Regions from separate parts of the Homo sapiens genome. Here region 1 is linked to region 2. A link is an interaction called in ENCODE POLR2A ChIA-PET data of the cell type or tissue named here. Cell type or tissue: Caco-2. All regions are shown on one strand. Links, peaks and the distances in the headings refer to the core of each region. The heading gives the core; the rest is flanking DNA.

Region 1 (11,507 bases), core at 2,074-10,073, 160 kb after region 2:
TAGAAGAGCCTGTGAACTCCCATGACAAACACCAAAATCTTTTTACTCTCTCTCTAAATTACTCAACCAAAATCCTTTAGTTTCACTTATCTTCCTCCTGAGCAAAAGCAGAAGGCAGTATGCATGTGCCCAACTGGAGTAGCCATCAGGCAAGCATTTTATCAGGCAAGCATTTTTCAACTTCACTGGAGTAGCCATCCAACATGCGTTTTTCATCTTCATTGTGCAATGACGCTTGGACTCCGTCACCAGACAGTCATCCACCAATTTAGAACCTAGGAAGACAGGTTTCCCATGACAGCATAACAATAATGCATTATCAACAAGCTAGTAGAAATTCCAGTCCTTTCTTTCTTCAGGGTTAATTTCTCTCATTATGTGAAGGGGGTTTTGAAATTCCACAAAGGAGGGGAATGCAGGGGACAACGACATCACTGAATTCCAAAACTTCAGGCCAAAAGAGAACATTGATTTGACTGTCTTCTTAGTCCAAAACTGGTCTCAAAATGATAAAAATCGCCAGTCAAAATCCTCCAAATGTCTTTTCTTCCCTCTGACTACAAATGCTCCATGCTCCTCAACCTAGAATGGGTTACATCCCGAAAAACCACCATATATTGAAAGTATTGTCGTGCATTTAATACACCTAACACCATATCGTAGCCGAGCCTACCTTAACCGTCCACAGAACACTTACATGAGCCTACAGTTGGGTAAAATCATCTCATGCAAAGCCTATTTGATAATAAAATGTTAAGTATCTTGTGTATTTACTGAATGCTGTGCTGAAAAATGAAAAACAGAATGGTCGTACAGGTACTTGAAGTACAATTTCTACTGAATTTCTATCACTTTTACACCGTCATGAAGTTGAAAAATCTTAAGCCAAACCATGCTAAGTTGGGACCATCTGTATTAGTTCTGACTCTTGACTAAAGCTTAGACAAAGCTGATGCTTCATAAACTTTAAGAACATGTCCCCTGGCCAGGTGTGGTGGTTCACGCCTGTCATCCTAGCACTTTGGGAGGCCAAGGCAGGTGGATCACCAGGTCAGGAGATCAAGACCATCCTGGCCAACATGGTGAAACTCCGTCTCTACTAAAAATACAAAATTAGCCGGGCGTGGTGGCATACTTCTGCAGTCCCAGCTACTTGGGAGGCTGAGGCAGGGGAATCGCTTGAACTCAGGAGGCGGAGGCTGCAGTGAGCCGAGATTGCGCCACTGTATTCCAGCCTGGTGACAGAGCAAGACTCCGTCTCATATTTAAAAAAAAAAAAAAAAAAAAAAGAACACAACCCAGAATGGGGTTTGTTTACCCCTTCAACAAACACTGACTGAGGACGCATTATGTTTACTACACATTGCTGTGGCTCAGTAAGTGCTGGGCACAAGATGTCAATAAATGAAGAAATACATGGATGGACCTATGCCTTGGAGACTTTCCCAATCATGCCCCAAGACATCAATCTCCAAGACTCTATTAAACTTGTAAGTTTAATAAAGTAGGCAGGTTTCTTTTTTCTTTAACATATGAAGCATAATATAATCTGATGATTCAGAAGGGACCTCAAGATTGTGTTGTGCCGTTTTTCTCATGCGGAGTGTTTAATTCTGGTTAGTAAAACTTTGAACCAAAAAAAATTCACATATAATTCACATCAAGTGACTAAAGACAGATACAATATGGGCATTTTGATGTGTACATTTGTACTTGACCAGGGCACAATTTATAATATACTAAGAAAACTTTAAAAATTAATTATAAAATGAGTATTTTTAGCACCCTTAGTAACAGCTACTTGTTTTAAACTATTATTTCGTTTTTGGTGACCAAATTATATTTGACCATAATTAAAGAACATATAACCTTAAAATAACATTTAAGAAACACAGTTACAACAGACACATGTTATATTAAATGAAGAAAGGAAAGAAATGTACATGTATTAAAGGGTACTGAGGTTTTTCAAACCCATTCTTTTGAAAAGGCCTTTTTATTCACTTTCATTTAAGTCAATTTAAACCTAAAAAATGTCTCTACTCAGTATGCTTACAGAAAGAGGTGACATCAGTGTTGAGCACATGACTGCCTAACAACCACTCAGTGCTAATCATTGAACTAGTATTCTTATTTGATTATCCTAACATAATAATTGAGCCCATGTATATACGCAAGATATGGAGGATCCAACTGATCAACTGCAGAAAGAAAAACACTCAAAAAATGCTGAGGCCAGGTGCAGTGGCTCAAGCCTGTAATCCCAGCACTTTGGGAGGCTGAGGTGGGCGATCACGAGGTCAGGAGATCAAGACCATACTGGCTAACACGGTGAAACCCCTTCTCTACTAAAAATACAAAAAAAAAAAAAAATTAGCCGGGCGTGATGGTGGGCGCCTGTAGTCCCAGCTACACAGGAGGCTGAGGTAGGAGAATGGCGTGAACACAGAAGGCGGAGCTTGCAGTGAGCCGAGATCGCGCCACTGCACTCCAGCCTGGGCAACAGAGTGAGACTCCCTCTTAAAAAACAAACAAACAAAGAAAAACGCTGAAACCGGCTGGGAGCAGTGGCTCGTGCCTATAATCCCGCACTTTAGGAGGCTGGGGCTGGAAGATCACTTGAGGTCAGGAGATCGAGGCCACCCTGGCCAATATGGTGAAACCCCGTCTCTACTAAAAATACAAAAATTAGCCAGGCGTGGTGACATGCACCTGTAAGTCCCAGCTACTTAGGAGGCTGAGGCAGGAGAATTGCTTGAGCCCGGGAGGCAGAGGTTGCAGTGAGCTGAGATCGCGCCACTGCACTCCAGCCTGGTGACAGAGCAAGACTCCATCTCAAAAAAAAAAAAAAGGCTAAAACAAATGACAAATGGATATGACTGAATCACTGTACCTTTTTGACACAACCTTAAATCTTGGTTTTACTGTTTACTGTATATTATTTGGTACTTCTGGATTCAGTAGTCGGAGTAAAAACAAGTTTCTGTATTCAAACATATCTACAGAATGTCAATATAAAATATATGCATATATACATTTACTATACACATACGCGCACACACACAAGTAGGCAGTTTTCTCATAGCTTTTAGATCTGCTTAATCCACAGACATCTGCAAGCCATTCCCATCTTTTTCAGCAAGAACTGTCCTTCCTTCACACCTGCACGTCCTTCCAAATGGGGGACACAGCTTCAACAGAAGACAGTAAAACCCACGCGCACCAAAAAGTTTACAGAAATGTGTGCTGAGTGATCCTCACTGCCCATGAAGAGGTCCACGCTCAAACATGGCTAATTTGGGGAAAATAAAACAGAGAGTGTGCAACATTGCTGTGCAGATTTGTGTTTTGTATTCCTAGCATGGGAGTTACCATAGAAATAAAAGAGGTAAGTAGTTTAAGAAAAATCCCAGTTGCATGCATCCTGGGGACTGTGAACCAAAGAATGGCCTGAGCAACTCTAGGACTCTTTTTTGCCATGAAGAGAACGATATTTAAATTGGATTTCAACAGAGGAATAACTATCTCTATCAGGAAAAGTCCTGTGTTTCACCTTCCACTACCTGAGAGGCAGCCAAACAAAAGACCAAACGTGAGCCTGGGCAATGGGCAACAGGTAGCTGTCGCTTTGCAGTGACACTGGAGGCAGAGGGACCCTCCTTACCTGGGGTGGTATGCAACTGAGAAAAGAGACAGCAGGAGCTCTCTGCAGGTACATGTGATGAGTGTTTGCTCAACTGAAAATCTAAGCTTAGAGCAATTCCAGAGAGAGAATGCAAGTCTCTACAAGCAGAAATGGCCTGAAGCCATCCTTGCAGCCTAGGAATGGATGGGCCACAGAGGCAACACAGGACAGTAAGAACCAAAGATGATAATCCAGGCAAAGACAAATTCCTCTGCTGCACCTGGCTAGGGATTTCACCAGATCTTTAGGGACCAAAGTTCACACTAGCCAGACAGTTTTGTGGTATTAGGGCACCTGTATCTGTAATTATACCTAAATTGAACAATACGGTAAACTGCAGTAAACTATGCTATGGATTTAATAATTTTCAATTAATCTTTTTATTGTATTAAAAAAAAAAAAGGCCAGGCTGGGCACGGTGGCTCACACCTGTAATTCCAGCACTTTGGGAGGCCGAGGCAAATGGATCACTTGAGCTCAGGAGTTTGAGACCAGCCTGGCCAACATGGCAAAACCCCCATCTCTACCAAAAATACAAAAATTAGCTGGGCGTGGTAGGGGGCACCTGTAGTCCCAGCTGCTCAGGAGACTGAGGCAGGAGAATCACTTGAACCCAGGAGGCGGAGGTTGCAGTGAGCCGAGATCGCGCCATTGCACTCCAGCCTAGGTGACAGAGCGAGACCGCCCACCCACCCCCAACTTTTTTTGAGACAAAGGCCAGAGTTCCAGAACCTTTTCCAATACTGTGACACATGGACAGGGTAGATCTCAGACAGACAATCCACAGTGAGGTTTCTGGCACCCGGGGTGTGCAGTCCACACACAGGAACAGGATGTTTCCAGCAGGAGGAGGAAGCACAAGGTTACACAGGCTTCAGAGTCAGGCTGCCAGGGATCAAATCCCAGCACCTCCTTTTTCCTGTGATGGGGCTTGTTCAACTTCTTTGATATCTCTAAACTAGGGATAACAACAGCACCCGCTTGAGACTATTGGGTGGATTGACTGAACTCATCTATGTAAAATGCCCAGCACACAATAAGCTTCATCAGCTGTTATAATTAAGGTCAGTCCTTGAAAAGGCTTAGTGGAGTTTGGGCAGGTGGCTACACGGTGGGAGAGGATCCAGCTGTGCCTGTCAGTCCCCAGCTGCCGGCCACATGGATGCTCCCCACTCCCCTAGCCACCTCTGCCTGTGTACGCTTCTGACACTACGCTGCCTCTGCTTCCCTCTCCCTGTTCCAGCACGTCGGGCACACACGTGGAGTTGCACTAATGCCATTCCGCTGCAGCTTTCTGCATGGCCCACACCCATCTTTTCCTGGGTGTCCACTCTCAGCCAGTCAGGATGGTGGTTGCCCATCCTGCAGGGGTCCAGGACCTGTAGCCTGTGTGATAGACACCAGCAGCAGCTAGTCTATCAGCCACCTCAGTAGAGGCAGGTGACAACAGTGCAGGCTCTTTCATGATGGTAGACTTTGGAATTAGTTACAGATGAGTAAGAGAAACCCATAGTGAGGGAGGGGGTCTTACCGGTTCATTCATCCATTTAACCACCATTTACAGAATGCCCACTGTGTGCCAGTCAGTATCCAGAATTCCCAAAGAGGCACCTAACGAATGGGAATGCATGCAGCCTGACAGTGTGGGTGGCTTGTCACTTACAGCAGCCTCCTGCCCAGGTTTCTTTAAGCCTTTCAAGGACTGACCTTAATTATAACAACAGCTGATGAGTGCTTATGTGCCAGGCATTTTATATGGACGGATTCATTCAGTCCACCCAACAAGTTTGAGCAGGCACTGTTGTTATCCCCATTTCACAGATGAGGAAGCAGACGCAAAAAAGGCAACCAGGCAAAGTCCCTATCGCCCAACCTACCCAGAAACCAACAGACCCCAGGGCACTTCGAGCTGGAAAGGGCTAGAAAGCTTACCACTTTTTTTTCTTTGAAGCTGAACACTTCTTTGAACGCTTTCTCTAACATCGATTTAAGGATATCTTTGATCTTTGTGGAAACAAAGAAGAATGCTTTAAGACTGCGCTTAGAAATCTGGCCGTTTGGTTTTAAGGTCATTGGCCTCTGCCTACCGTGCTCCTGAATGAATAGCTCAGGACTTCCAGGGCTACCTTTGGGCCAAAAGTTAATAATTTACAGCTGAGCAAGTGTAGGTAAACTGCCACTTTACAGCAAGCTTCTAATCCCTCACTGATCACTTTGAAAATTACAAAGGACATTCACTTCAAGTGTGAGCCAATTCAGAATCAACCTCATGCTAATTTGATATAAGCTGTTCACTGAGGGAAAAAGTCCAAAGGAGGTTCTAACTTATTTTCTAAATGGACATCGTATCAAAATTAAAAATTCAATGACAGCATCTTTTAGCTCAATCATAGTTAAGTATATAATACTGCTGAATTTAAAGTCAGCAGAGATTATCTAGACTTTACTATGAAATATAGACAAGCTGTGCTTTTAAAAGGTTTATTTAAATTACTGATTATAAAAGTAATCCAAGCCCATTTGTGAAAATTTGGAAAATGTGGAAGAGTATAAAGAAAAAAAAAACTACTCATTCTATGAGCACCGAGAGATAAACGTTATCATGTTGGCGCACTTCCTTCTGGCCTTTTTCTCCAGGTACATTTAAGTATATTTTCATTCTGGTCTATTTATAGGCATTTGTACCTTGCCACTCTTCTTAACATCATGTCACTAAACTAGTCTTTAAAAACAATTTCTAGTGGCTTCATAGTATGTCTTACTATGAAGTAAGTCTCCTGGCATATAGTACATGCAGGAAGACCACAAGATATCAAACCAGCCCCTGACTTTTTCTATTTTCTCCAGTACAGTACACCTGGCGTTCACCAGACTATAACATCTGCTTGAATCACATTGTCACACACAAACAGAAACCAAGCAGAGTTAGTAGCAAAAGTCCTAAAAGGTTAGATCCACTGCCAAGCTGGTCATACCATATAAGACAAGCAAAAACATCCTTGGTTATACACATGTGAAGCAAAGTATGATGCTGTGTAATAAGAAATATGTATTTGGCCTCTGGTTGTATTCATCTGTTCTCTCATTGCTATAAGGAAATACCTGAGACTGGGTAATTTATACAGAAAAGAGGTTTAATTGCTTCACAGTTCCACAGGCCGTACAGGAAGCATGGTGACACGTTTCTGGGGAGGCCTCAGGGAACTTACAATCATGGCAGAAGGCAAAGCGGGAGGGAGGCATTTTCCATGGCAGAAGCAGGAGGAAGAAAGAGGGAGCAGGGAGGTGCTACACACTTTTAAACGACCAGATCTCGTGAGAACTCACTCACAGCACCAAGGTGATGGGGCTAAACCATTCCTGAAGGATCCACCCCCATGATCTAATCACCTCTCACCAAACCCCACCTCCAACACTGGGGATCACAATTCCTATGAGATGTGGGTGGGGATGCAGATCCAAACCATATCACTGGTATACATTTAGTTCCTGATGTAGAGCTCCTGAAACCCTTATAAATAGATAGGGAAATTACGTCCCTATCTATTTATATGCATCTTTCGTTCTCATATTTAATCTTTTTTTTTTTTTTTTGAGATGCAGTCTCACTCTGTCACCCAGACTGGAGAGCAGTGGTGCAATCCTGGCTCACTGCAACCTCTGCCTCCTGGTTCAAGCGATTCTCCTGCCTCAGCCTCCCCAGTAGCTGAGATTACAGGTGCCTGCCACCATGCTCAGCTAATTTTTGTATTTTTAGTAGAGACGGGGTATTGCCATGTTGGCAAGGCTGACCTCGAACTCCTGACCTCTAGTGATCTGCCTGCCTTGGCCTCCCAAAATGCTGGGATTACTGACGTGAACCACCACACCCAGCCCTGATACTTAATCTTTGACCCCAGTTCCTAACACAGAGCTCATAAGAGCTCTGTAATTTCCTGAGAGACCGGAGTGTCTGACACAGAGCTGCAAAATCTTTTGGAATCTGTTGGGTAATGGGAGCTTCTTTTGTTCTAATGAGGCGACACTTGGTGGGCTCCTCAATAGTCTCCTGATGCGTAGGTGGCTGGTTGCCAGGAAAATCATCTGATTAGAGGCTGAAACTCTCAACCCCACCCTCTGACCTCTGGGGAAGGGAGAGAGGCTGCGGGTTGAATTGATCACCAATGGTCAATGATGTAATCAATCATGTCTACATAACAGACAAGCTCCTGGTTGCTGAGGTGCCAGGAGGCTGGCACATCTGGAAAGGGCATGGATACTCCACCCCCCTGCCTACATGCCCTACTGTGCATCTCTTCCTTCTGGCTGTTCATCTGTATCCCTTGAAATATCCTTTATAATAAATCAGCAAATATAAGTATTTGCCTAAGTTCTGTGAGCTGCCCTAGTAGATGAACTGAGCCTGAGAAGGGGTGATGGGAAGCCAAAGTTAGAGACAGTCAGTCAGGAGCACAGGTCACAATCTGGCGATTTACGTTGGCATCTGAGGAGAGAAGCAGTAGTCTCTTGGGACTGAGCCCTTAACTTGTGGGATCTGACACTACTGCCAGGTGGGCAGCGTCAGAACTGAACTGAACTACACAGCTGGTGTCTGCTGGAGAATTGCTTGGTGTGTGTGTTGTGGGGGGTGCAGAATCTCCACATATCTGGTATCTGAAGTGTTGTGTTGAGTGGTGCATCAGAGTAGGAAGAACGCCTCGGTTCTTCCCATCTCTAATGGCTGGTATCTGCTGGGGAACGGATTGGCTGCTGGTGTGGAGAAATCCTCACGTTTTAGAGACCATGGAGGAAGTGATCTGGATTAGAATAGGAAAAACACTTTGGTTTTTTCCTATCTCTTACAGATCAGAGGAAGAGGAAGGGTGGTGTATCTTCATGAAACTACTAACCCAAACCCAGAACACAGCCATCTCGCTACTAAAGTAAGTCAAAAGCGCTTGGGAAATTCACAAAGGAAGGACACCAGAAAGCAGGTGGCACATAGCTCAGACATAAACCCCTGCAGAAGTTTGTGGGGCAAATGGGTCCCTGCAGCTCCTAGTGTGGACTCTCCCATTTTCCAAGGGCAGATGTTCACAAACCTGGGGCTCAGGACAAATACTCAGGGTTATTTCCCTTGAAGTGACACCTTAACTTTATTCATTTTAAAGAAAACGTCTGACAAATGCCCAAGTCTGAAAAACTGATTTGTCAGTCGCTCTTTTAAGTAAAAGTGCAAAAGTAAATAAATAAATAGAAATTTTAAAAATAGGCCAGGTGCAGTGGCTCACGCTTGTAATCCCAGCACTTCAGAAGGCCAAGCCTGGTGGACGACTTGAGCTCAGGAGTTCGAAACCAGCCTGGCCAATATGGAGAAACACTGTCTCTCCCAAAAATACAAAAATCAACTGGATGTGGTGGTGTGTGCCTTGGGAGGCTGAGGTGGGAGGATCACCTGAGCTCAGGAAGTCAAGGCTGCAGTGAGCAGTGATCGTGCCACTGCACTCCAGCCTGGGTGATGGAACAAGACCCAGTCTTAAGTAAATTAATTAATTAAACTAAGTAAAAGTGATGTTCCATGAAAATAGTGGCTAGTTCCATTCATTACTCAAAAAAAAAAAAAAAAGATTTTTTTTCCTGAAAAATAATGATCTCTCAGTGTCCAGAGGCACTTTATCCATACTTCTCATTTTATTACAAAGAATATTTTTAAAAAGTAATAAAAAGTAAGGTTTTTTTAATATTCTCAAAAATTACCAGAAAGTAGGCGGCCCATTGCTCAGACAAGAATCCCTGCAGCACAGTCAGGGTTTAATGACATTAATACTGCTTCATCAAGGCCACTCTCAAGTGAAACTGACTCTTTTCCTTTATTACTGCACTTGGTGGGAGGGGAAGATCAGGACGGCCGCTAGTGGCTGTGCCACTGCCTTGACTCACACCAAGACACAAGCAGTTTCGTCCACCTCTGCTTTTGCACCATTCGGGCAACTGTCAACAGTGAAAACAACAAAAGCATCTAAGTACTACCATGAAAAGTGGTTTGGCCTTAAAGACCCTCTGGTCTTGTAGACTCCCGGCAGTCCACAGACCATGCCTTGAGAATAGCTGTCCCAGAGGGCAGGCAAACTAAAACTTCAGGATGGGTTTTCATGGTTTTTTGTTTTTTTAACAAAACAATAAGTACACAGATAATCTCAAAACATCTAAGTGTGTCTAAAAGACCAAAGACTGCTGTTTTTAAAGACTTAAGAATTTGCAAGCATGGCTGCGCGCAGTGGCTCATGCCTGTAATCCCAGCACTTTGGCAGGATCCTTTGACCCCAGGAATTCAAGACCAGCCTGGATAACATAGAAAGAATCTATCTTAAAAAAAAAAAAAAAAGCCAGATGTTGGTGCTACAGGGGCACAACTATACTCTCAACTACTTAGGAGGCTAAGGTAGGAGGATCGCTTGAGCCCAGGAGGTTGAGGCTGCAGTGAGCCATGACTGCACCACTGCACTTCAGCCTGGGCGACAGGGCAAGACCCTGTCCCCAAAACAAAACAAACAAAACAAAAACAGAATTAACAGAGAATATATACAATTATCAAACATGGAAAATACTAAGTCTATGCACAGATCAGCTCACTCAGGCTCTGTGGGTGGGTAAGGGCATCTCTAAGGCAAAGCAAAAGCAAACTCCTGTCCAGAGTAGAGCGCACACATGAAAAAGTAATTTACTGGTTAAGTTCAAAAGTTCAACTACCTGGCTGGGCAAGGTGGCTCACGCCTGTAATCCCAGCACTTTGGGAGGCCAAGGTGGGCGGATCGCCTGAGGTCAGGAGTTTGAGACCAGTCTGGCCAACATGGTAAAACCCTGTCTCTACTAAAAATACAAAAATTAGCCAGGCGTGGTGGTATATGCCTGTAGTCCCAGCTACTCGGGAGGCTGAGGCAGGAGAATCGCTTGAACCTGGGAGGTGGAGGTTGCAGTGAGCCGAGATCGCGCCACCACACTCCAGCCTGAGTAACAGAGTGAGACTCTGTCTCAAACAAACAAACAAACAAAAAGTTCAACTACCTAACAATGTCAATGAATTGGAAGGAAATTTATATAACTGCTCTCAGAAACCAAAAATAACAATATTTTTTAAGCTAAGGTGTAATTTTCTTATATTGAAGTGTTTATTTAGCAGTTTCAGCAACTGCAAAAGATCCCTCAAACAAGGAAAAGCTATAATGACTTAGTCCAGTTTTCAGTGACAAGCAACACAGACCAGCCACGTCTGAGTTTCCATTTGTGAGTTCATTCATGGGAAATCTTTTTGCAGTGTTCACAGTATTCATCATGTACAAATATTCCTCATATAAATAGGAAAAAGCATCCCCAAATAATGAAAACACAAACAAAAAAATCATTAATCAAAAAAAAAAAATCTCTGTTGGTATCACCTATAAAATTAAAGAGAGATTCCCAAGGTAGAAATCCATTAATATATTTGCTATAAAGTTTAGTGAAAGGGACTGGGGAGATATTGAACCAGTCCTCACCTTCACTCCAAGCCTGGCATAGCACCTGGCACTAGGAGGCCAACAGCTGGTACTTGTTTATTGAACAAAGGAATGAACACACAAACGAACGAGTGAACAAAGTAGATGATGACAGACCAGCACGATCTACTAACTGAGTCTGATTTCTTCTCTTTTATTTATTTATTTATTCTTTGAGACGGAGTCTCACTCTGTCGCCCAGGCTGGAGTGCAGTGGCGTGATCTCGGCTCACTGCAAGCTCCACCTCCCAGGTTCATGACATTCTCCTGTCTCAGCTGGGACACAGGCGCCTGCCACCACGTCTGGC
Region 2 (11,507 bases), core at 2,254-10,253:
CTCTCCTTCAATCCACTGTCCTCCCAACCAAGTCTGATCACATAAAAATCCAAATTTCATCACTCACTTCCTAAACCATCTCCATGGCCCTGCCTCTGCCTTCCAGCCTTAGCTCCCTGGTTTCAGTTCCAGTCACAAAGGCCTCTTTCAAGGTCCCAGCAAGATGCTGCAGTGACTGCAGCTTGATCCCGGGACCCAGACTACCTGGGTCCAAATCCCACCACCCTACCAGCCACGTGAGCTCAGGCATGCCCACTGGCCTCTCTGTGCCTCAGTTTTCACATGTGTGCAGTGGGGATGGTAAAAGCACCTTTCTTGCAGTGTCGTATGAGGACGTGATGAGGTAACACAGACCCGTGCCTGACACGGTAAACCCTTGGTAAGCGTGACCTCTGACCCCTACCCACTGCTACCGTCATCCTCATTTTCCCATCACGACTTTCACACATCTTGATCGCAGGTTCCGGAAACATCTTTCTTCAGGCTCTTTCTCCACCTATTTCCTACCCAAATTCCAGCTTACACATCACACCACAGGAAGGCCATCCTTGACCCTGGTCTGCTTCCTTCCTGCCACTTCACAGCTCTTGTCACAAAGGGTAATTACGTAATTATGGTCGTGATGACTAGCTTGATGTCTGTCTTCCCTACTACTCTGTCTGTTCAATGGGGGGCAAAGCCACTTCTCTTGCTCTCTGCTGTGTGCCAGCGCCACAGCAGGGGCTGACTGTGTACTGACTAGGGAACGCACATGTGCACATGCTCCGAGCAGAAAGCAGCAGCCACCACAGATGCAGGGAGCCCCAAGAGGCCACAGCCTGCACAGAAGCACAAGTAGCCTCTTGCAAGTGCAGAGGTGAGAAGCAACGGTGGGGCCAGAGAGCACTCTCAGAGTCAGTTCACAGAGGCCTGCCTGGCGAGCTGCGCGGGGAGCCACCCACAGGTCGAAACAGATGAGTGTCGGCATGGGGACGTGATCCACAGTGCAAGGGGGCCCGAGGACGGCTGGGAGGAGGCACAAGACCAGAGAGACAGGCGGTCAGTTAGGACACTATCACGACAGTCACAGATCTGGATGAAGAGGACAGGAACCACAGGCCCAGGATGCAGAGGTGGGCCCTGATGTCTTCTACACTAAAGGGTGTGGAAGACAAACATGGGCATCCAAGACAGGGCTACTTCTTTAGAATGACTTGGCAGGGAGATGGGTTTACTTTCTTATTTATACATCACTCAGAGGAGGGGGTGGTTTGTGCAAACCAAACCAAACCAGCCCCAGGTACATTCATGGCCTTATACATGTTTTGCTCTTGTTGACCAGATGGTTTTAAGGCTTGCTGAGACCACCTCGTCTAGAAGGTGCACTGCTTGAACCATTGTAATTTTCAGGTGGTGAATATGAACAGAAAGACTCCCTCATGCTGCATTCCCCTTCCACTTTATCCTTCGCCAAGGACTTCAGGCTCCCTGGAGCTGAAGGGTTTCCAAGGACAAACAAACCCATGTGGACAAACCCATGGGGACATGACCATGTGCGGAAGCCTGGACCGACTTGCTGGGCTCTACCTGCTGCAGGTGAGGCGTCTTTCCAGAGTGCTGGCCTAGGTGGATGCCCCGACCCTGGGACAGACGAGATGAAAGGCAAATATCAAAGGGAGACAATGAGGGCTGTTTTGTTTTGTTTTGTTTTGTTTTAAATTCAGTCTCTCGTTAGCTGGCTGAGGAAGGGAAACACAGCTTCTGAATTTGGCATTTCAAAGGGGGCTGAGGAGGAGTTGCAGGAGAAAGGTTAAAGAAAGAGCTCACGGGGTGGAGGGGGCGCATGACACAAACCCTGCACTCTGGCTGGTCCATGGCACAGAGCAGGTGTGCGGCAGCTTCTGAGGGGGTGGCAGGGTGACAGGGGTCGGAAGCTAAGCATGCAGGATTGAAAACGATGACTTATGCAGCATCTGGGAACAGGCTAGGGCAGCACCCCACTCCCTACCCCCCACTACCCCGTCCTCACTCCAGTGTCATTCTCTGATCTAAGGATAAATGTGGCAGGGACTTCTGGCTAAGGTGAAGTATAAACTCATGCTGTGGACCTCTCCTTTAGCTCTAAATACATGGACGCAATAAAAAAGAAAAGAAGGAAATGTATTTTTAAAAAGATATAGTTCACTTCCATATAAACTACGCACCTCCCTGGGCTAGAAACAGAGCAGATCTCCAAGACGTAACCAGAGCCGAAGTGCAGGCTGGCTGAGCTCTAGGTCTGAAGCAGGCCAGGGGCTGAGCTATTTCATGGCCTGCAGAAAAAGAGACTAAAAGTGGACTGAGTCAGGAGAGCCAGAAGTCAGGGTGGCATCCTGGCTGCTATGGAGGACTCATCTCAAGGGACTCCCTTGCCCAGGCTGCAGTCCACATCCCACATTGCTCAGAATCACCATCTGCTTATTCTACTCTGGAAAGGGAGCTCGCACCTCTCAGGCCCAAATCAGGAGTAGACATCAGGAGTAGAAATGAGGCCTTGACCAATGTGAGAGAGGGATGCAAAGATCCCCATCGCCGGACTCTCACGGAAGACCAGGTGTCCCTCCTGGATGCTCCCTAGCCCACAAGCCTAGTTATTCTGCCATCCTTTGACCAAATACCGCTGTGATTAAAAGTGCATCACAGGGCCAGGCACGGTGGCTCATACCTGTAATCCCAGCACTCTGAGAGGCAGAGGCAGGCAGATCGCTTCAGCCCAGAAGTTCAAGACCAGCCTGGGCAACATGGCCAAACCCCGTCTCTACCAAAAATACAAAACTTAGCTGGTGGTGCATCGTCTGCAGTGCCAGCTACTTGGGAGGCTGGGGTGGGAGGATCACCTGAGCCCGGGAGGTGGAGGCTGCAGTGAGCCAAGATCGCACCACTGGACTCCAGCCTGGGTTAAAGAGCAAGACCCTGTCTCAAAAAAAAAAAAAAAAAAAGTACATCACCATTTTCCACGGAGAAAACAAGGGTTTGAGAACAGAAATGAGAGACAGCGAACACATAAATCTTCCCTAAGCCCTCTCTAAGTGAAAAGAACATCGTGAATGCTCCTCACTCAGGAGACAGGAACAGGCCACAGCTGCTGGCTCTGTGTGTGTTCCCTACTGAAGCCTGAACCCACTAATTTATATATGACTAGCCGAACCATCAAATAAAGTGAAATTTCAAGCCTGGTCAAGTCGTACATGGGTATCAAATTTCTCTTGTCCTGCGAACAGCAGAAATGAAATTTCAGCATGAAAAAAGTCCTCAAGCACCTTGCAAAAACCAATAGGAATCAAATTACATGCTGCAGTAAAGAGCCACTGGCTTTGGCCCTTCAAAATACATTTATTTCAAATTATAGACTGGTCCAGAATTATCAAGCTCTTCCTGCATCTTAATGGTCTCTATAGTATGGGCTTAAGCCCATCTCATGCTTTAAATTAATTTCAAGAGGCCAAAACCCAAGCTTCTTTATGCTTTGCCAGGCACCATGGAAGCTGGTACTATACCTGTGGAATACATCTCCTTTTACTTCATCTTCCCATGCACATATCCTTTGGTAGAGCAACCGCGCACATGAAATTTGGTATCCTTACAATGAACACTGTGTTGTAACCAACTGTGACAGTCTTCATAGCACAGCCTCCATCTGAAATTTATTTTGCTTTTCCTCCAGTTATTAGATGAATATTTGTTTCTAAGTTTTTGTTTGAGATGGAGTCTGGGTGTGTCGCCCAGGCTGGAGTGCAGTGGCACAATCTCGGCTCACTGCAACCTCCACCTCCCAGGTTCAAGCACTTCTCCTGCCTCAGCCTCCGGAGTAGCTGGGATTACAGGCATGCATCACCACACCTGGCTAATTTTTGTATTTTTAGTAGAGATGGGGTTTCACCATGTTGGTTAGGCTGGTCTCAAACTCCTGACCTCATGATCCACCCACCTTGGCCTCCCAAAGTGCTGGGATTACAGGCATGAGCCACGTGCCCGGTCCTGTTTCTAAGTTTTATGTACTAATACTAACACTAAGAATATCATCTAACATGGAATGCTGGTTTACTCTATCCAGACACTGCCCTCAGGTGTTACTCCATTCAAGCCTCACACCAATGCATAAGGTGGTAACAGGCAATGTTTCCAAGTAATCCCTGTATGTGTGGTTTTGTTTTCCAGTTTCAATTACCTGTGGTCAGCCTCAGTCTGAATATATTAAAAGGAAAATTCCAGAAATAAACAACTTTATTTTTTTAAGACAGTTTCGCTCTTGTCACCCAGGCTGGAGTGCAAGGATGCGATCTCGGCTCACTGCAACCTCCGCCTCCCGGGTTCAAGTGATTCTCCTGCCTCAGCCTCCCGAGTAGCTGGGATTACAGGTGTGCGCCACCATGCTCAGCTAATTTTTGTATTTTTAGTAGAGATGGGGTTTCACCCATGTTGGCCATGCTGGTCTAGAACTCTTGACCTCAGGTGATCCGCCCACCGCGGCCTCCCAAAATGCTGGGATCACAGGCATGAGCTACCACACCTGGCCCAATTTGTAAGTTTTAAATTACACACAATCCTGAATAGTGTGATGAAATCTCATACCATCCCACTATATCATCTGGGATGCGAATCATCCCTTTGTCCAGCAGACCCCTTCTGTAGATGCTGCTACCGCCTCTTAGTCTCTTCGTAGCCATCGGTTATAGATAAACTGTTGAGGTATCACAGGGCTTGAACTGAAGGAATCCTTATTTTACTTCATAATGGCCCTAAAGTACCAGAGTGGTGACACCGGCAATTCAGATATGTCAAAGAGAAGCTGGAAATTACTTTAAGTGAAAAGGTGAAAATTCCCGATAAGTGAAATTTCATATGCCCAGATTGCTAACATCAACAGTATGATATTTTCAGAGAGGGAGAGACCCCATTCACATAACTTTTACTACAGTATATTGTTAGAATTGTTCTATTTTATTATTGTTGTTAATCTCTTACTGTGCCTAATTTATAAATGGATCAGACATATTAATGCATAAGAAACATAGTACAGGTTGGGTATCCCTTAGCCAAAATGCTTGGGACCAGAAGTGCTTGGAATTTAGGATTTTTTTTTTTTTTTTGATTTTGGAATATCTGTTTCATGCTAACTGGTTAAATGCCTCAATCTGAAAATCCGAAATGCTCCAGTGGGGATTTCCTTTCACCGCTGAGTTTTGGTTTTTAGAACATTTCAAATTTTCAGATTAGGGATAATCAACCTGCTTATACAGAGTTGACACTATTGGAGTTTTAGGCTTCCACGGGGGTCCCTGGAATGTATCCCCTGCAGAGAAGGGGTGACAACTGCGCTGTTTCTCCGTGCTAGACAGGGTTCTAAGTGCTTTGCATATTAAATTACATTGTAATCTTCATAAAAACACTCTGAGACAGGGATTATTGTCGTCCCCATTTAAAAATATAGAGACTGACTGAGGGTTAGAGGTTAAGTGACTTGTCCAAGGCTCGGAGCTGGCAGACAGCCATTTGAATTGAAGTCCAGCTGAGGTACAGCCCATTCCATGTAGGCCATTTCCACTGGAATGACCATTTCAACACAAACACCCTTATAAATATAGTCTTTCTTTAGGCAAATAAATATAAAAATGAAGTTCTCAGATCAAGATTATAAACAGTAAAGCTTATTGATACATATCACCAAATTCATTTCCAAATATACCATATCAACGTATAGGCCATAAGACAGAAAAAGACTGCCATTTTTGGCTCCCTTGTCAACCCTGGGTGTTGTGATTTCATTAACTTAATAAGCAGGATCTTGTTTTACATTGTTGTCTTTAATACCCTTCGGGCCATATAAAAAATTTTAAAATAAATTCATTTTTTAGAGATGGGGGTCTGTGTTAAACCCAGGCTGGTTTCAAACTCTTTGGCCTCAAGTGATCCTCCAGTCTCAGCCTCCCGAGGAGCTGGGACTACAGGCATGCACCCCTGTGCCCAGGGAGGCCATTTTTCTAGGTGTTTATTTAAAGGTTGTATTTCATCTTTTGAAACATGGAATATTTTTATGAGTTCAGTGTATATTCTGATGGGTGAATGTCGCACTTCAAAATGAAAATAATAGGAAGCTAGATATAGCTTGTTAAAAACAACAACAAAGCATAATGTCAAAGAATAATGTTATGCTTTGTTGTAAATGCCTGTCAACATTGTTATAACAATCTTTTCCCAGAATTTTGGTTAATCTTTAATTCTTCACACTTTTTGATACTCTTAGAACTTCCTGTAATGAGCATGCAGCATCTTTATAATTAGAAGAAAACAGACACTTTTCCAACTGAGGATAAAAAAGATGGTTGCGTTTAGGTACTGCTTTTCTCTTTTCTATTCTACTTGATATTAATGACCCATGTATTCCTGATTTCAGCAGAAAACGAACTGATCACAAGTTTTGGTGGTATAATTCAGTCATGGAGATTTTAAAGTTGGCCTCTATCTGTTGCTCATAGCGTGCTAGGCAAGCTAGAATTACTCAGGAAAAAACCTCCTTTATCTCTCGTTTTCACTCTTGCAATGAAAAGGCATTTCAGGAGTGTGGGCTTAGCTGCTCATTACAAGGTCCTTTTATCCACTGACAACTGCTGAACTCACCTTGAGAGAGGAGCTGCTTTCTATTTTGGTTTGTCTATAATTTTCTTATTTCCCAGAGTGTATGTCATGGGCGCAACCCACAAACCAAGCATTTCTATATAAAATATCATAAGAGGAGGGATTCATTAACAAGTTCCTCTGTAGACAGAACGCAGCTCTTACAAACTCACAAAAACAAATACATACTTTTAAAAGTTCCCAAGAAAGCAGTTCTTGGGAAGCAGATGTAATTCTTCAGGTTTGAAAGTAAGGGCCTCCCCAGCTCCCTTATCACTGAATTACAGGACTCTGTATTTTTTAATTGAAATTTACTCAAAAGGGGACAGATATTCATCTCATACTATAGCAAAAACTAGTTTTAAAAATATATAACATTTTAAAATATTTTAGTCAGAAAAGCCTCAGGGCCAGGTGGGGTGGCTCATGACCCAGGACTTTAGGAGGCCAAGGCAGGAGGACTGCTTGAGCCCAGAAGTTTGAGACCAGCCTGGGTAATGTGGCAAGAGCCCATCTCTACAAAAAAATCAAAAAGCCAGGCATGGTGTTGTGCACCTATGGTCCCAGTTAGTTGGGAGGCTGAGGTGGGAGGATCTTTTGAGCCCAGGAGATTAAGGCTGCAGTGAGCTGTGGGTTACCAGGATAATTTGACTAACTGGAACATTTCTGGAAAGGTGGTTCATCTTGCGTATTTTCTCAGTTACTGATATTCTTTTTTTTTTCCTCCCCCTGAGATGGAGCCTTGCTCTGTGGCCCAGACTGGAGTGTCATGGTGCAATCTTGGTTCACTGTAACCTCTTGCTCCCGGGTTCAAGCTATTCTCCTGCCTCAGCCTCCTGAGTAGCTGGGATTACAGGTGCCCACCACCACGCCTGGCTAATTTTTGTACTTTTAGTAGAGATGGGGTTTTGCCATGTTGGGCAGGCTGGTCTCGAACTCCTGACCTCAGGTGATCCGCCCACCTCTGTCTCCCAAAGTGCTGGGATTACAGGCGTGCGCCACCATGCCCAGCCTGATATTCTTTATAGCCTCTCAAAGTACAATATTCATTCTGGAAACTATAAATTCAATCATAGCTTAATCTATCAGCATCTAGAGGTATTACGCACTTACCATGTCTAGGATCACAGCATCACAGACACCACAGTCTCTGAATCCCACCTCTATCAGCTAAGTGAACAGACAGCATCCCAATTATATGGAGTGGCACGTCAGACGGAATTATACGGAGTGGCACACTGGATGGAATGTCAACATAACACAACCACACACAGAACGTTCCCTGCACTATCATACAGAGTAATAGTTATCTGGCTTTCCATGGCATCCAACAGGCTTCGTATTTCAAAAGCAAAACACTCAGTGGTAAGATCTACCACCCATTTTTCTACCTTCTCCACTCCTACCCCTGCTTCAGAGTGGTCTTTTATCTGCTCTACGGACTCAGGTTCCGTGGAAGGTTTTATTTGCAAAAGTATATGTCTACCGTCAAACAAAAGTTTTTAAACCACTTGCCTAGGTCAATAGTTTGTTTCCTGAGAAAAACAATTTCTAAAACATTGATTGAGGAAGGTTGTTCAATTAAATTTAAGTTCATTAAAACATGGGGTTTTTTTCCCTCTTTCAGTTAAGTATACAGTATTTCTTCTGACCAATTAATTTGACTAAAGGTTCCACCAAATTAACTTTTTCTTCCATGAAGGAGAATGCTGCAAATTTTAGTGATAATAAGACTTAAAATGATTAAGGTGTGTCAAACTTATTCCTAATGTGGCATGTTGTAATTTGTTAAAAGGCAAATAATAAAACTTAAACATATTTGTATATACCGACAAGAATTACTTTTGAAATATGGATTAAAAAAAAACAATTATTTCCTGAACCAGCACCTCTCCTGTATATTCAACCATCCAAAATGGTCAGTTAATAATGTGAAAACACAGAAATAAGTACACGCAATGCCACAAGATGATAGGGATTAGGAATGGGAAAACACTACATGTTAGGACTTCTCCAGAATTCCTCCATTCTGTTGGTTACTTTCTCACTGAGCTTTTGTTTTCACATCTTCATATCTACAGACATTTAGTACGAAATTTAAGAAGTATATGTAAACACGATTAGAACCCCTCTGGAATGTGTGGTTTATGCAAACAGATTTATGACTCTGCAGTTGCAATTTGCAAACAGTGCTCACAGATATTACCTTCCCTTACCTTCACAGCAACCTTAGAGGTGGGTGGATGTGATTTCCATATGTAGATTTAATATTATTTTCAGGAGGAGGTACCCACGGAGGATGGCTGAGTGACATGCTCCAGGTCAGGACTAGAAGCTGTAACTAGAACCCAGGGCTCTTGGCTTTGGGCCCAGAGAACATCCCACCAGATTATGCTGCCAATCTGCTAATGGAAATTTAATTCCCACAATTTGGGTTGAGAAGTTTACAGCTATTTAAATACACAGCTCCAGACGAGCACAGTTATATCAAGACATTACATATAATTTTAATAGGAAAACTGCCAAAACTAGTAAGGCATGGCAGAAAAGCCCGAAAAAGAGCTAAAGCAGAGTCTTTCACACCCTAAGAAAGTGATTTAGCAATATCACGATCTCACTCTACTCACTGGCACCGCCTCCTCCTCTCACCCATGCCTCGCAGGCATCACAGACAGTAGCAACACGCTGCACAATAGCCTGGGTGTTTGAAGGCACTGCTTTTTAAAAATTTTTAAAGAAATTTTAAAGTGTTTTATTTTTTCTGTTGATCTATCATAGCTGTACATACTGAAGGCATTTCTAAAACAAACACGTTTTAATAGGTGTAGCATACATGTTTTACATGCACAAGTCATAATATGCAGCCTGATGGATTCTCACAACATAATCTCGCCTGTGTATCCACAAACCCGTCCATCGTCAGAATGGAACGAGAGCCCCAGAAGTCCCCTTGTGCCTGTTCTAGTCACTCTTCTCCCCAGCAAGATGTGGTTACCTTGACCCCTAGGCACTAGAGATGAGTGTTGCCTCTTTTTGAGTTTTATATACAGAAAACAATTCTGTGCCTGGGTTCTTTCTCTCAGTGTTATGTCTGCAAGACATCACACTTTTGTTGCACATAACAGGTTTTTCATTCAGGGCTGCACAGTACCCCATGATAGGATTATACAAAAAAATCCATTCTACATGTGAGGAACATCTGAGTTGTTTCCAGGTTAAGGCAATTATGAATAATACTTCTGTGAACATTTTGGGCATGACTTTTGGGGTACACATGCATGTTTCTTTTGGGGATCCACCTACGAGAAGAATTGCTGTCTGACAGGAGTGTGTATTCAGCTTTAGTCAATACTGACAGTTTTCTAAAGTGGTTATAGCAATTTGCATACCAGGAGCATGTCCTCACCAACACTTAGTACTGTGGTCTTTTTCATTTTATTCTTTCTTACGACTGCTGGTGACATCCCATTGCAGTTTTAATTTGCATTCCCCTGATGACCCAGGTTGAACACTTTATGTTTATTGTCCATTTTTATATCCTCTTTCATGAAGTTTACAAATCTCCTCCCCATTTTTCTACTGGATTGTCTTTCTTACTGATCTGTAGGAGGAGGTTTTCTTTTTTTTTGAGATGGAGTTTCACTCTTCTTGCTCAGGCTGGAGTGCAGTGGCATGGTCTCAGCTCACTGCAACCTCCACCTCCTGGGTTCAAGCGATTCTCCTGTCTCAGCCTCCCAGGTAGCTGGGATTACAGGTGCCTGCCACCATGCCTGGCTAATTTTTGTATTTTTAGTAGAGACAGAGTTTCACCATGTTGGCCAGGCTGTCTTGAACGCCTGACCTCAGGCGATCCCCGCCTGCCTCGGCCTCCAAAGTGCTGGGATTACAGGTGTGAGCCACCGCACCTGACCTTTTTTTTAAATTCAGGACACAAGCCCTTTAACAGGTATAAGTGTAGCAAATATCTTCCCCCAATACCAGTCTACCTTTCATTCTTTGATGTTTCAATTAACAAAAATGCCTGATTAATCTTTTCCTTTAGGGTTAGTTCTATTTAGATCCTGTTTACAAAATTATTTTGTACCTCAACTTCATAAACATGTTCTCTGTCATTTTCTAGAACATTTATTGTTTTACAATTAGGTCTACTATCTATCTGTAATTGGTTTTTGTGTAGGGTGTTACTTGTGGTTGAGGTTTTTAAAATATAGATATCCTATTGACCAGCCTCATTCATTAAAAAAACCACTGCTTGGCAACTGAAGGCTTAGCTTTAAGACTAAAAAGATGACCCAGAAAAAAGTTTCCAAAGACCCTACGTTTCCAGTCTTTGATTTACCTACATATCCCTGCCTAACTCTTTTAGGAACATGGAAGTGTAAGTCCAAAGATGAAAGGCTTTGTTCTCAATTTCATCACTTCATTGAGTCCCACAAAATTATCCTTTTTCCTGACTGGTAAGCTGTAGAACATGGAACATGAGGAAATGATTTTTAAATCATCTCAAAATTAAATGATTATAATGTCATTTTATGCCACAATGAACTGTTTATGTACTTCTCAAACCCCATTTTTAAAATTTCATTTTAAAAACATCCCTACTTCATTAGCTCCACACCAGCTATACGAATGAGCTGTCCATGGCAACAGCAGTAAGTGCACTGAAGACAGATTTCTGCAGCGCCAGCCTTCCTGGCCTCCAGTACCCTGCTGAGCAACAAGCAGAGGACCCAGCACCCGCACTCAAGCTTCCTAAACCACGAATTACTCCTCACCAGCACCCAAAAGCAGCTCCCAGAACAAGCTGGTGGAAAATGTAGTGGGGAAAACACTAACCTCTACCACAAATAAAGACTCTGCACATCTATTTTTTG

What was found. Peaks named below come from ENCODE experiments on the same cell type or tissue, not always from the same donor. Only the 100,000 strongest peaks of a DNase experiment are listed, where the experiment ranks them.
Region 1: POLR2A ChIA-PET joins it to region 2 with 6 read pairs; 6 of 35 experiments call an interaction of 5 or more read pairs at or near these places.

The regions. Positions count from the first base shown.
Region 1 is chr17:66,409,785-66,421,291 of GRCh38, reverse strand. The region is part of intron 2 of PRKCA (protein kinase C alpha); the gene reads right to left. PRKCA-AS1 (PRKCA antisense RNA 1) reads left to right here and starts at 4,438. Exons shown (of 4, transcript NR_110822.1): 1 at 4,438-4,749; 2 at 5,507-6,322; 3 at 8,530-8,607. RefSeq lists enhancers at 4,452-4,951, 6,927-7,221. In Caco-2, for the core only: no CTCF peak of the experiment used is centred there; DNase peaks (open chromatin) are centred at 3,821 and 5,741.
Region 2 is chr17:66,568,324-66,579,830 of GRCh38, reverse strand. All of the region lies in intron 3 of PRKCA (protein kinase C alpha), which reads right to left. Among named protein-coding and RNA genes, the nearest start is that of PRKCA-AS1, 160 kb to the right of the region's middle. RefSeq lists an enhancer at 1,311-2,271. In Caco-2, for the core only: no CTCF peak of the experiment used is centred there; no DNase peak of the experiment used is centred there.